Linked DNA regions of Homo sapiens: region 1 is linked to region 2. Evidence: read pairs that join two places in POLR2A ChIA-PET (ENCODE). Cell type or tissue: MCF 10A. All regions are shown on one strand. Each heading gives the region's core, and the rest is flanking DNA. Links, peaks and the distances in the headings are about the cores only.

Region 1 (5,387 bases), core at 104-5,103, 260 kb after region 2:
TCAGGGTGACAATGTGGCCAGTTAAAAATATTCATGCCCCTAGACTTTCATAAGTCATGGCTGGCCATGTGACCATCAATTAAATAAAAGTGAATTTCTGTAGAGGAGACTCAAGGAAAGCTTTATGGAAGAAATATCGCTTTAGCCATTTGATATGCACCCATCCCTTTTTTTTTTTTTTTTTTGAACCTGAAACAGGGACATGATACTGGAGGTAGAACAGCCATATTTCACCCATAATAACAAAAGCCACACAGACACTATTAATAGTGTAGGACACCAGAGGTGCCTAGGTCCATGGTTGCTTTGGAGGGCCAACTTACCAGGTCTGGACTATCCACTTCTGGATTTGTTGTTAGGTGAGGAAGATTATATCCCTTCTATATAAGATTTTGTTATTGTCTGTTGTAAGTATCAAATGCAATTCTTAGTTGACATAATAAGATAGGCCAAGTCATCATTTATTTAGCACTATATATAGAATTTTTTAATAGACAGAATGAGGTGAAAATGGTGACAGAAAATGCAAACAAGCTAGCAACAACATTAAAACATTGTCTTCTTTAATAGACTTAGTTTCCCTTTAAATACCTACATTTTACAAATATATTAACACCAGTTTATAATAATTAAGTTAAATTTCGTGTATTAAATTTTATTAACTCATATGGTAGTATTAAAATATGTTCACAAATTATTTGATACTTCTTCCTTCAAAGGGTCAAACTTCATTCCCCTCACCTTGAGTTTGGACTGTATTAAATGACTTGTTCTCATGAATAGAATGTAGTGGAAATGATGTAATGTGACTTCTGAGGGGAGACTATAAAACATGCCAGACTTTTTATTCTTTCTCTAGGATTACTTGTTGGGGCCAGGTAGCTGTTATGTCAGAGTCATAAGGTCACTCAGGCAACTTATAAGGAGGCTCACATGGTGAGTAATTAAGGCTTCTAGCCAACAACCGGTGAGGTATTGAGGCCTTCTGACAAGAGCCATGTGAGTGAGCTTGGAAGCAGATCCTCCAACCCTTCAGGCCTTCAAATGATTGCATGCATCATGGTCAACATCTTGACTGTAACCTAGAAAGAGACCCTGAGACAGAACCATTCAGCTAAGGTGCTCCTGAATTCCTAGGCCACAGAAACAGTGAGATACTAAATGTTTAAATGATTGTTGTTTTAAGCCACTAAGTTTTGGGATAGTTTGTTATACAACAATAGGTAACTCATACAGCTGGATATAATAGAGCCTAGCACAATGCCTGGCACACATGCAGGTGTTCAATTATTTGTTGTTTGAATGAATAAATAATTGAATGAAGTATATCTTTTTCACTTTAGTAGGTAGCATACAATGTTAGGATTATCTTTGCTCCCTGACACCTGTATTATCTAAGGGTTTTTTGATCTCTTATAGAGAGATGTAGTGTGAATCTTACTGAGAGCTAAACTTTGCCAGTTGTGGAAGTAACATGGTGAATAGAACAACGGAATCCTTGAAACTTGAATTCTGCCCCCAGTTGTTTTTCCTCAATCAATTTTTTTTAATTTTTTAAAAATTAATGAGTTAACACAAAATTAAACCATGTCTTGAAACCAGACAGCCATCTTGTCTGCCATCTCCAAGCAAATTACAGATTGACTCATAATACAAATTTGCCCAGAGGGCTTGCAATACTATTTCACAAAGTTGGCTGTATTATTTCTCTTCACAAATGACCAGTCTGATGCATAGCATGTTTAGCTACAGATGCCTCTGATGACTCTCTCTGCAACATTTTCATGGCTCGCCAACAGGTCTGTCTACATTTCTCAGGTCTACCAAGGGGGCGGTTCAATTCTGCTTTGATGTAATCTATCCAAAGATCAGAATCTACAGATCTAAATTCTCTCAAAGCCCTCTGTTGCAGAATTCCTGCATTCTTGCTCCTTTTCAAACTGGATCATTTCCTAAAAAAGTCAACTAAAAATGGATGGCTCTCCTGTAAACTTTTAAACACAGCTCCAGCCTTTTTGTAGCCACCACTTTGGTAAGCCCAATCCAGGTACTTATCTTTCAGTGCCCCCAGTTTTATCACTGATTAGCTGGATGACCTGTAGTAAGTCACCTAACCCTTCTGAATCTCAATTTCCCTATCCACTAACTGGGGAAAATTATCCCAATGTACCCCAAAAGGCAGTCAATGAGATTATATGTAAATATGCTTTACATATAAAGCATTAGCATTCTTTTAATTAAATTAGGCTGATGAGGTCTACCTGATGTTTAAGCAATTAAGCATTAAGTATTTTACATGAATACCATGGAGACCTTTCAGGAAGTGACAACTTATTTACTGATTTTACTGTGTACTGTATAAAATAGTAGCATCATTCATAGCAAGCAGTTTGGATTTAAGAGTATGGCAGAATGGTAGCTTATATGTCAGGTCTCATTTTATGAGCCTGTTGAAAATTTATTACTCTTTTAAAAGAATGCATAATTATCACTGGCTCCTTTTTCTTTTTCATGAATTAATTTGTAACTGTGGCTGAGTATATCTGCTCCTCTTTGTTGTGACAGAGGTACTTAAACAAACTTAATAACAAACATATATATAACCGGTTATTTGAGTTTATGAGTTCATCCTAGAGCAAAATTGCACCCAATAGCAAGAAAATAAATGGCAGAAAACATGTCTTTCTCTTTCAGAGGGCAGAACTTAGGGCACACAGGGGAAGGCTTTATATACTGGAACATCAAAGGTAGAGATGAGGCAATTATTAACAATGCACATTTTTGTGGCATGACTAACCTGAGAGGTAAATATGTTAGAATGAGTAAGACAGAGCCTTAGTGTGAGACTCAAGTCCTGATTATGTAGTGGATGAATGGCCTTAAATACAAGGTCCCTAATTTAATTGTATGGTTTTTTCTTGCTTTCAGCTATTCAGCTGTGAGCCCAAATCAGTTGAAACTACTGGCCTAATTAGATATCAGACTGTTTGTTGTTGTGGATGATCCCTGAGTAAGAAAAAGAAGAACTCTAGGGGGAAGAAAGGGACAGAGCTTCTTGCACCTCATTTCCTATGTTAAATTAGGGAGTAAGTGAAAAATGGACACCAGGAAACAAAGATCAGGGAAATCCTTCTGGCAACATTGTGCTTTTAGACAGAGCTTCTCGTCTCCTATTGAAAATACCTGACAATGCCACCCTGTATAACCTAAGAGAACATTTTCTAAACAGTTTTTATTCCTTGTAGCTACATCTTTACAAAATTTACCAAGATTTTGAGACAATTGGAATGGCTGGTGTTGTTTTCTGAATTGACTGACAGAGGAATAGGGTTAAGATGGAGAATAGAGCAGAGGAAGAAATAAAGAAAAAAAGTCTAGGAAATACATTTAACCTCGAGGGAAGAGGACTCAGTGTGACTCACAGCATATTAGCTTGAAAGCAGAGACTGTCACGTGTGCACTGAGGAACTTGTGTCATCTAGAAAAATATTCTCAGCTTACGAGGCTAGAATCCCTGGGGTTACTCTTTGTTCCTCTAGTTCCCTGGAATAAGAATCAGGAGTGTTCCTTAATTGTTTTCTCAATTGATGAGAAACAGAAGCAGAAACATTTGTTGTAAGTGAAATAGTTGAAGTTTCTTTAGTTTGAAATCCCAAAGGAGTAAATTATTTATAAATGTATATGTTGCATCTGTTATTGAAAAGAACTAATTGACTTACAAATTGTGTAGCTGCATAATGTGGCATTTTTTTTTTCTTATTTCAAGTTGTATTTCTAAATCTAAAGGTGGACCTATAGTAGATACCTTTTCTTGTTTCTATTCATCCTCCATAGAGAAGCATCTCCTTCCTCGACCTTTTTCCACAAATTCCCATTTTGCTGAAATGGCTCACAGAACTTGGGCAAATACTTTACCTATGTTTACTCACTTATTATAATGGATACAGATGAATAGCCAGATAGAAGAGATGTATAATGTAAGGTATGGAAGAAATGGCATGTAGCTTCCATGCTGTCTCCAGGCATACAAACCTCTGGGAACCTCTATGTGTTTGGAAAGCCCCCCAACCCTATCCTTTTGGGGTTTTACAGAGGTAATAAAGGTAAAATGAGGGGATAAAGGTAGGGCCTTTTATCCAATAGACCTGGTGCCCTTCCAAGAAGAGGAAGAGTTCTCTCTCCCCATTATGTAAGGACACAGAGAGAAGCCTATCATCTATAAACCAGAAAAAAAAAAGCCCTCAGCAGAAACCAAGTCAGCCAGAATGTGGATCTTGGACTTGCTAGCCTCCAAAAGTGTGAAAAATAAATTTATGTTGTTTAAGCTATTCAGTTTGTGGTATTTTGTTACAGTAGCCCAAGCAGACTAATACAAGGGGCTACCTGAAGGATTGATGCAAGATCCTCTCCTCTGTTTTGCTAACTCAGAACCTAGGGCAGAAAAAGCTGGAAAACACAGCAAACTGAAGTAATAACCCTAGACACCTGGAGGCAGAGATTACAGTTGAAACATGCAATAGACTGCCTAAGGCAAAATCTGGAGAGAGTTTCTTTGGGAAATTAAAATATTCAAAAGCAACCATATATACGTGGGAATTTAGAAAGCCATGCACATGCCCAGGGCAAAACACTTGCTTAGAAAACACCTGAGAAAACCCTAAGCTTTCATTTTGGGCTGATCCCTTAGCACAGTGCAAGGCTAACTAAGAATTGAAGTAGAGCCCTGGCTTAGAGCCACTTTGCAAAGACTGTGAGAGCTTCTGGCATTCGAGGAAATCTGCCAAAACACTAGCTGAACACAGGCTAAGGGACAGAGTCTTCCATGACCATATTGACAAGGAATACAGTCTTTGAAATAATAGTTTGAGACAGGCATCAAATAAACTGACTGCTACAGCCTTCAAGAACCAGAAAACAGCAAACCCCCCTAGGAAAGTGAAGAAAATCTAATTTCTAGTTACCACATCATAGGAGCCAAATGTCCACTTTTCAAGCTCACACACAAAAATCACAAAGCATACAAAGAAACAAGAAAGTATGGCTCATTCAAAGGAACAAAATAAATGGATAGAAACTGTCCCTGAGGAAGTCCAGACATTGGAATTACTAAACAAAAACTTTAAAACAATTGTCTTAAATATGCTCAAAATGCTAAACATGGAAATGAAAACATTGACAGTGAACTAAAGGAAGCCAGGAAAATGATGTATGAACAAGATGAGAATATCAACAAAGAGATAGTAGTTATGAAAAGGAACCAAACAGAAATTCTGAAGCTGAAAAATAAAAATAAAAAAATCTAAGTGGCTTCAGCAACAGAACTGAGCAAGCAGAAGAGTCAGTGAACTTGAAGATAAGACCACTGAAATTACTGAGGCTGAGGAGCA
Region 2 (5,387 bases), core at 64-5,063:
GTTTTGAAGGTAAAGGAATTCTTTTGGGAGAGCACTGTTTTACACAACCCTGCTGGGCAACATCTAGTAGTCAGTTCCTAGCTCTGCCCCAGGTTAATGCTCAAGCATCTTCCTGCCAATAAAACTATTGGTCTCTTTTGGGGGAAAGAATTAGACTCCCCAGTGAGGACGAAATAGGGCTGTGATTTTTAAAATGTCTCATTTCATCTTTTAAACCTGAAATAGAAAAATTGAAAAACAGCATGAAAAAGCATAGATAGTACTCATTTCTGAAACTGTGAATGTCTCAGAACCATCTGTTAATAGACCAAGGGTGAAAATGAACTATAAATTCAAACAAAAGTTCCAAAAGAAAGATACAAAACTTAGATTTTTGAAAAATAGCAAATCATATTGAATAAATAGTAAAGGCTGAACAATCTGAAGTCATCTGATCTCCTCAAGAACATTGACGAATCCTGCGCAATTGAGCTGTGCTCAGGGCACACCACTTTAAAATTGGTATTAGTCGAGAATCCGGCTCCGCTATGGTCCTTGCTAGATTAGGGGAGGTTGCTAATACCATACGAAAATCTATATTTTCATAATTATTTTGTTAGGGTGACGAAGGCAAGAAAGGGAGCAAAGGAAATCAAGGACAGAGGGGACTTCCAGGGCCCGAAGGACCAAAGGTATGTTTCTTGTATTCTGACTTACGCTTTGAGGAGTTTGTATTGTGTCTGGTTTTAATATAGTATTAAATTTCCACTGAAAATTGGATTCCTTGTTTCCTTCCCAACAAGTACAAAACAAATACCCCAAAATAAGAAACCTATAGAAAACATACTATTCCCAGACCACAATAGAATGGAATAGATTGCATAAAATATGTAATACTCATAGAAATACTTATGTTCCTAATTTGTCTGTCAGTCCTCTCTAGTAACAACCAAATATTCAGAAGTTGGGATAAAATTGGGACCATAGGAGCTATCAGTTCTTCATAATCTTGCTTTGCTAAACAACCCAAAAGCCTGAGAGTGAGAGGCAGCACAGTGATGATGAAGGCTCTTCTTTGGAAGGCTGATTGCATCCTCCTGTGCCATGAACCTCTTGGAGCAAGTCGCTTCAATTATAGAAAGAAGATAACGATATGCTCTATTTCACAGAGTTGTTGTGAAGACTAAAAGAGTTAATAAAGCACTTAGCACATTTCCTGGTATATAGTAAGTGTTGAATACATCGAATTATTCAGAGAAAAAAATCAATATGGTGAAATGGGAAGTAGGGGATCTATGTCCTGGTAAATTGTTGATAACACAGTGCTGAGGAAGAAGCGAAGGGGATTGTGAGGTGAGCAATTAAGTATGTGTCCTGACTTAGCCTCAGAGACCCACCATTAAGGTCATTTGAATGTGTCAGGAAACAGAAACTGCAAACGTAAGAGAGTTCATGTCTCTAGAAAGATACTAATTGTGAGAAAGAGACAAGGAGTATATTTTAGGACCAGATGATTAAAAAGCACATTTTTAAAAAATGGTGCTGACAACATCAGATACAAAACATCACCTGTACACCAGTGACTCTTAAACTTCAGTGTCCATTCAGTGTCCATCGGTATCACCTGGGGATGATTACAAATCCAGATTTCTTGTTACCATCCTCAGCTCTCTGGATTCAGTGGTGAGTGAGCCCAGGAATCTGTGCTTCTCAAGTAAATGCCCTGTGCTGCAGGGAGTTCAGGAAGCACATTATGAGAAGTGCCACTATGTAACAGATGTGTTGTATTAGTATTAATAACAGATTAGTCTTTATGTCCTAGTTACTCTATTTCAAAGTGAACATTTTTCTGTGTTTTGAAATAAAGCTGTTTTTAAAGATGAAGGTGAAGAATTGCCATATGTTAAAGCATAATCACCCCTTAATACAGGGTATTTGAGACCTGTATTTTAATACTCTCCATGATACTTTTCATGGTATAAAAGTAATTGACCTCTTTTTTTGAAAAAAGAAGTAAAATTAAATCTAGAGACATAATTTTGATTTTCCTTTGGTTTTAGTGAAGAATTTTAACAGGTTCATGTTCTGTTCCTTTGTCAAAGGCTTGGATGGGGTTTTTTTGTGTTTCCCGATTCTTGTCATGTCCTGTGCCATTGCCTTCCAGGTTTGGATTTAAGGACTGGCACATACATGCCTTGGCAAGAACTGGGTCTCAGTGGGCCAGTGTGCTCAGCTTGTTGGTTGTATTGGCTAATCAATACAGCGGGAGGCTTCAGCTCTGAAGATGAACACGGCCCTGGGCAGGAGTCATCACTGGTGAATCTGACTGATGGAGTCCCTGCTGGAGGAAGCAGGATGACTGAAAAGGAAGCTCATGCAATTGAATTTTCAGAGGACATGAGTCAGACGGAGGCAGGAGTAGTCAGCAGTCTGAAAACCTAGAGGGTCATGTTTAGACATAGCATAGATACAGCTCATTCTCCACGACTCATCTCCACAGTGTTTTTTGTTTGTTTGTTTTGGTAAAGGTCCAGATAGTAAATATTTTAGGTCCTGTGGCCCAAGAGGCAAAATGGAAGATATTTAGTTATTTGTATAATGACCACTTGAAAATGTGAAAGCCGTTCATAGCTCAAGGCTGTACAAAACAAGGGGGTGGGCTGGATTTGGCCCACCTACCGTAGAGAAGTAGTTTCCAAACTGTTTTGATTATAAACCCCTCCAGTAAAATTTTGATCACATGCCACAGATTTTTAATTTTTTAATTGTAATTTCTGTTTATAAGCTATCATACTAATATGTTATGAATTTATATAAATGAAATTTTAATTGATGAGATAAAAATATAGAGACAAGTTGTAATATTTTCTTTATATCCCAGTGGGTCATTTGGAACACCTTGCGGTGTGCGGTGACAATTGCTCTGGAATAGTGTTTTTCACCAGGGGTGCTTCATAAAATTTCGTAATCCTGGGCCCCAACCTCTAGAGCTATTGAATCAGAATCTCTGGAGTTTGAACCCAGAACTGTGCATTACCAAACTTTCCTGATAATTCCTCTGCTTCTAAAATCTGAGAATCACTTGTCTAGATCCAGATGGAACAGGAGAATTACCTGTTGCTCCAGATTGAGTCTTTGAGACTCTAAATATTAGACATCTCCCCCACTAAATGTTTAAAATTTTCTATTAAAAATGTCATTTTTTTAAAATCATAGGGGTTCTTTTTTTTGAGACAGCGTTTTGCTCTGTTGGTCAGGCTGGAGTGCAGTGATGCGATCTCAGCTCACTGCAACCTCTGCGTCCAGGGTTTGAGTGATTCTCCTGCCTCAGCCTCTTGAGTAGCTGGGATTACAGGCACATGCCACCATGTCTGGCTAATTTTGGCTATTTTTTTTTTTTTGTATTTTTAGTAGCGATGGGGTTTTGCCATGTTGGCCAGGCTGGCCTCAAAACTCCTGACCTCAAGTGATCCGCCAGCCTCGGCCTCCCAAAGGCTGGGATTACAGGTGTGAGCCACCACACCCAGCCCATAGGGGTTCTACTTCTTAAAAAGGATGTGAGATAACATGGAATGGAAGACTATTTTACCTTTGGTCATTAAAATAAAACAACAAAGAAAAAAGAGTTATAACCTAGAAGTACACCCTAAAACATTTGCTGAAGATAATTGCTATATTGAAAAAAAAATTCTCTTTGAGCTTCCCAACATACAACACAAAAAGGAAGCACCATGAATTGCATAATTTTTATTAGCTAATAAGAGGCTGCACAAGAGATAAAATGTTCCTAACATTCAGTGATTAATTGAACATAGTTATTTAAAAGCACTGAAATCTTACTAGTCAATAACTAGCAGTGGTTACAAAAGATGCTCAAATTATTTTCACATTGGTCTTTGAAACAGATAGAGGTCATAACATAATTTAAAAATCTGCAGACATTTCTGTACTTTTCTTAATATTGTCTCTATATGTGCTTTCTCTGCTTGAAATGTAGTGAGCATTTTGCTCTTTTTAAGGGTGAACCGGGCATTATGGGCCCTTTTGGAATGCCTGGAACATCAATTCCTGGACCACCTGGGCCAAAGGTATATATTCTTGGAGATTATTTTCTTTTTCTTGACCCTTTGGCAGTTGGAGAAAAAAAAATCATGATACCAGTGAACTAGAATTTTAGTTTTGGAAGAGCCTTAGAAATGATTCCGTTTAACTCTGAAACTTCACAGATAAGCAAACTACAGCCAGCAGCAGAGTTAAGACTAGAAACCAGATTTTGTGCTCTTGGTCCCAAGCTTGTCACTTTACCCTTCATTACGTCTTCCAAATCCTAAACCCTAATGCAGGTAAGAATTTAGAACATTTATTCAGAAGAATCTACCAGGATTTATAATTGAAGAGTTTAGCAGAAGAGATATCCACTCAGGTTGGTTGACTGGTTTATTTTTTGAGACAGTCTCACTCTTTCCCCTAGGCTGGAGTGCAGTGCTGCGATCTTGTCTCACTGCAACCTCCACTTCTTGGGGTCAAGTGATTCTCTTGCCTCAGCCACCCAAATAGCTGGGATTACAGATGTGCCACCATGCCTGGCTAATTTTTGTGCTTTTAGTAGAGACGGGGTTTTGCCATGTTGGCCGGGCTCATCTTGAACTCCTGGATTCAAGTGACCCGCCTGCCTTGGCCTCCCAAGGTGTTGGAATTATAGGTGTGAGCCACTGTGCCTGGCCTTCACTCAATTTTAAGAGCATTCTCAGCCATTCTTAAAGTCGAAATATTTGAGTCTGAATTGCCACATATTATTTCAATGGACTTTCTCCCAACAGCAGTAATAGTCTTTACTGACAGGTGTTATTTACTTAGGATTTGAAAGTCCCCTCAAATATGTTTGAAGAATATACTATCTCAAGGTCTGAGATGGACAGATTAAGCTCTTTACAGAGTGGCCAATGGTTTTTTTTGCTATGTGTGCTTGTGATTTCTCGCACAACTGTAGCCTGTGAAATGTTATTTGAAATGTACAGGGAGATAGAGGAGGACCTGGGATACCTGGATTTAAGGGAGAACCTGGACTTTCTATTCGAGGACCAAAGGTATGCTTTATTCATGTTCTTTTTGTTTTTCTGTATCTGAAATAAATGAAGGTAGATTTAATGCATAAGTTGATTTTTCTACTTGTGAGGTTTCTACATTGATTAACTAAAATGTAAGAATATAGCTATTCCCTTTTTTTAAAAAAACAAGCAATCACATAGTTTATTTTTCATACTTGTGGGGAAAAGTAGCTCTTATGGTTAAATTTTTGCTGATTAGACAATTGTTTGAAAAATGCTCTTTTGCACTGTCAGTGATACAAGGCATTAAATGGCCTCTGGCCTCTTCATTTACATATTAGTGGCTGAAGTATCTATTCT

The links. ChIA-PET counts read pairs that join two places held together with the same protein. Peaks named below come from ENCODE experiments on the same cell type or tissue, not always from the same donor. Only the 100,000 strongest peaks of a DNase experiment are listed, where the experiment ranks them.
Region 1: POLR2A ChIA-PET joins it to region 2 with 5 read pairs; 7 of 35 experiments call an interaction of 5 or more read pairs at or near these places.

The regions. Positions count from the first base shown.
Region 1 is chr7:7,174,658-7,180,044 of GRCh38, reverse strand. It overlaps a transcript of C1GALT1 not described here. Among named protein-coding and RNA genes, the nearest start is that of C1GALT1, 5.2 kb to the left of the region's middle. In MCF 10A, for the core only: no CTCF peak of the experiment used is centred there; DNase peaks (open chromatin) are centred at 944, 1,714, 2,784 and 3,454.
Region 2 is chr7:7,436,074-7,441,460 of GRCh38, reverse strand. It overlaps COL28A1 (collagen type XXVIII alpha 1 chain), which reads left to right. Exons shown (of 35, transcript NM_001037763.3): 21 at 600-671; 22 at 3,999-4,067; 23 at 4,998-5,066. Among named protein-coding and RNA genes, the nearest start is that of COL28A1, 97 kb to the left of the region's middle. RefSeq lists an enhancer at 1,610-2,809. In MCF 10A, for the core only: no CTCF peak of the experiment used is centred there; a DNase peak (open chromatin) is centred at 2,390.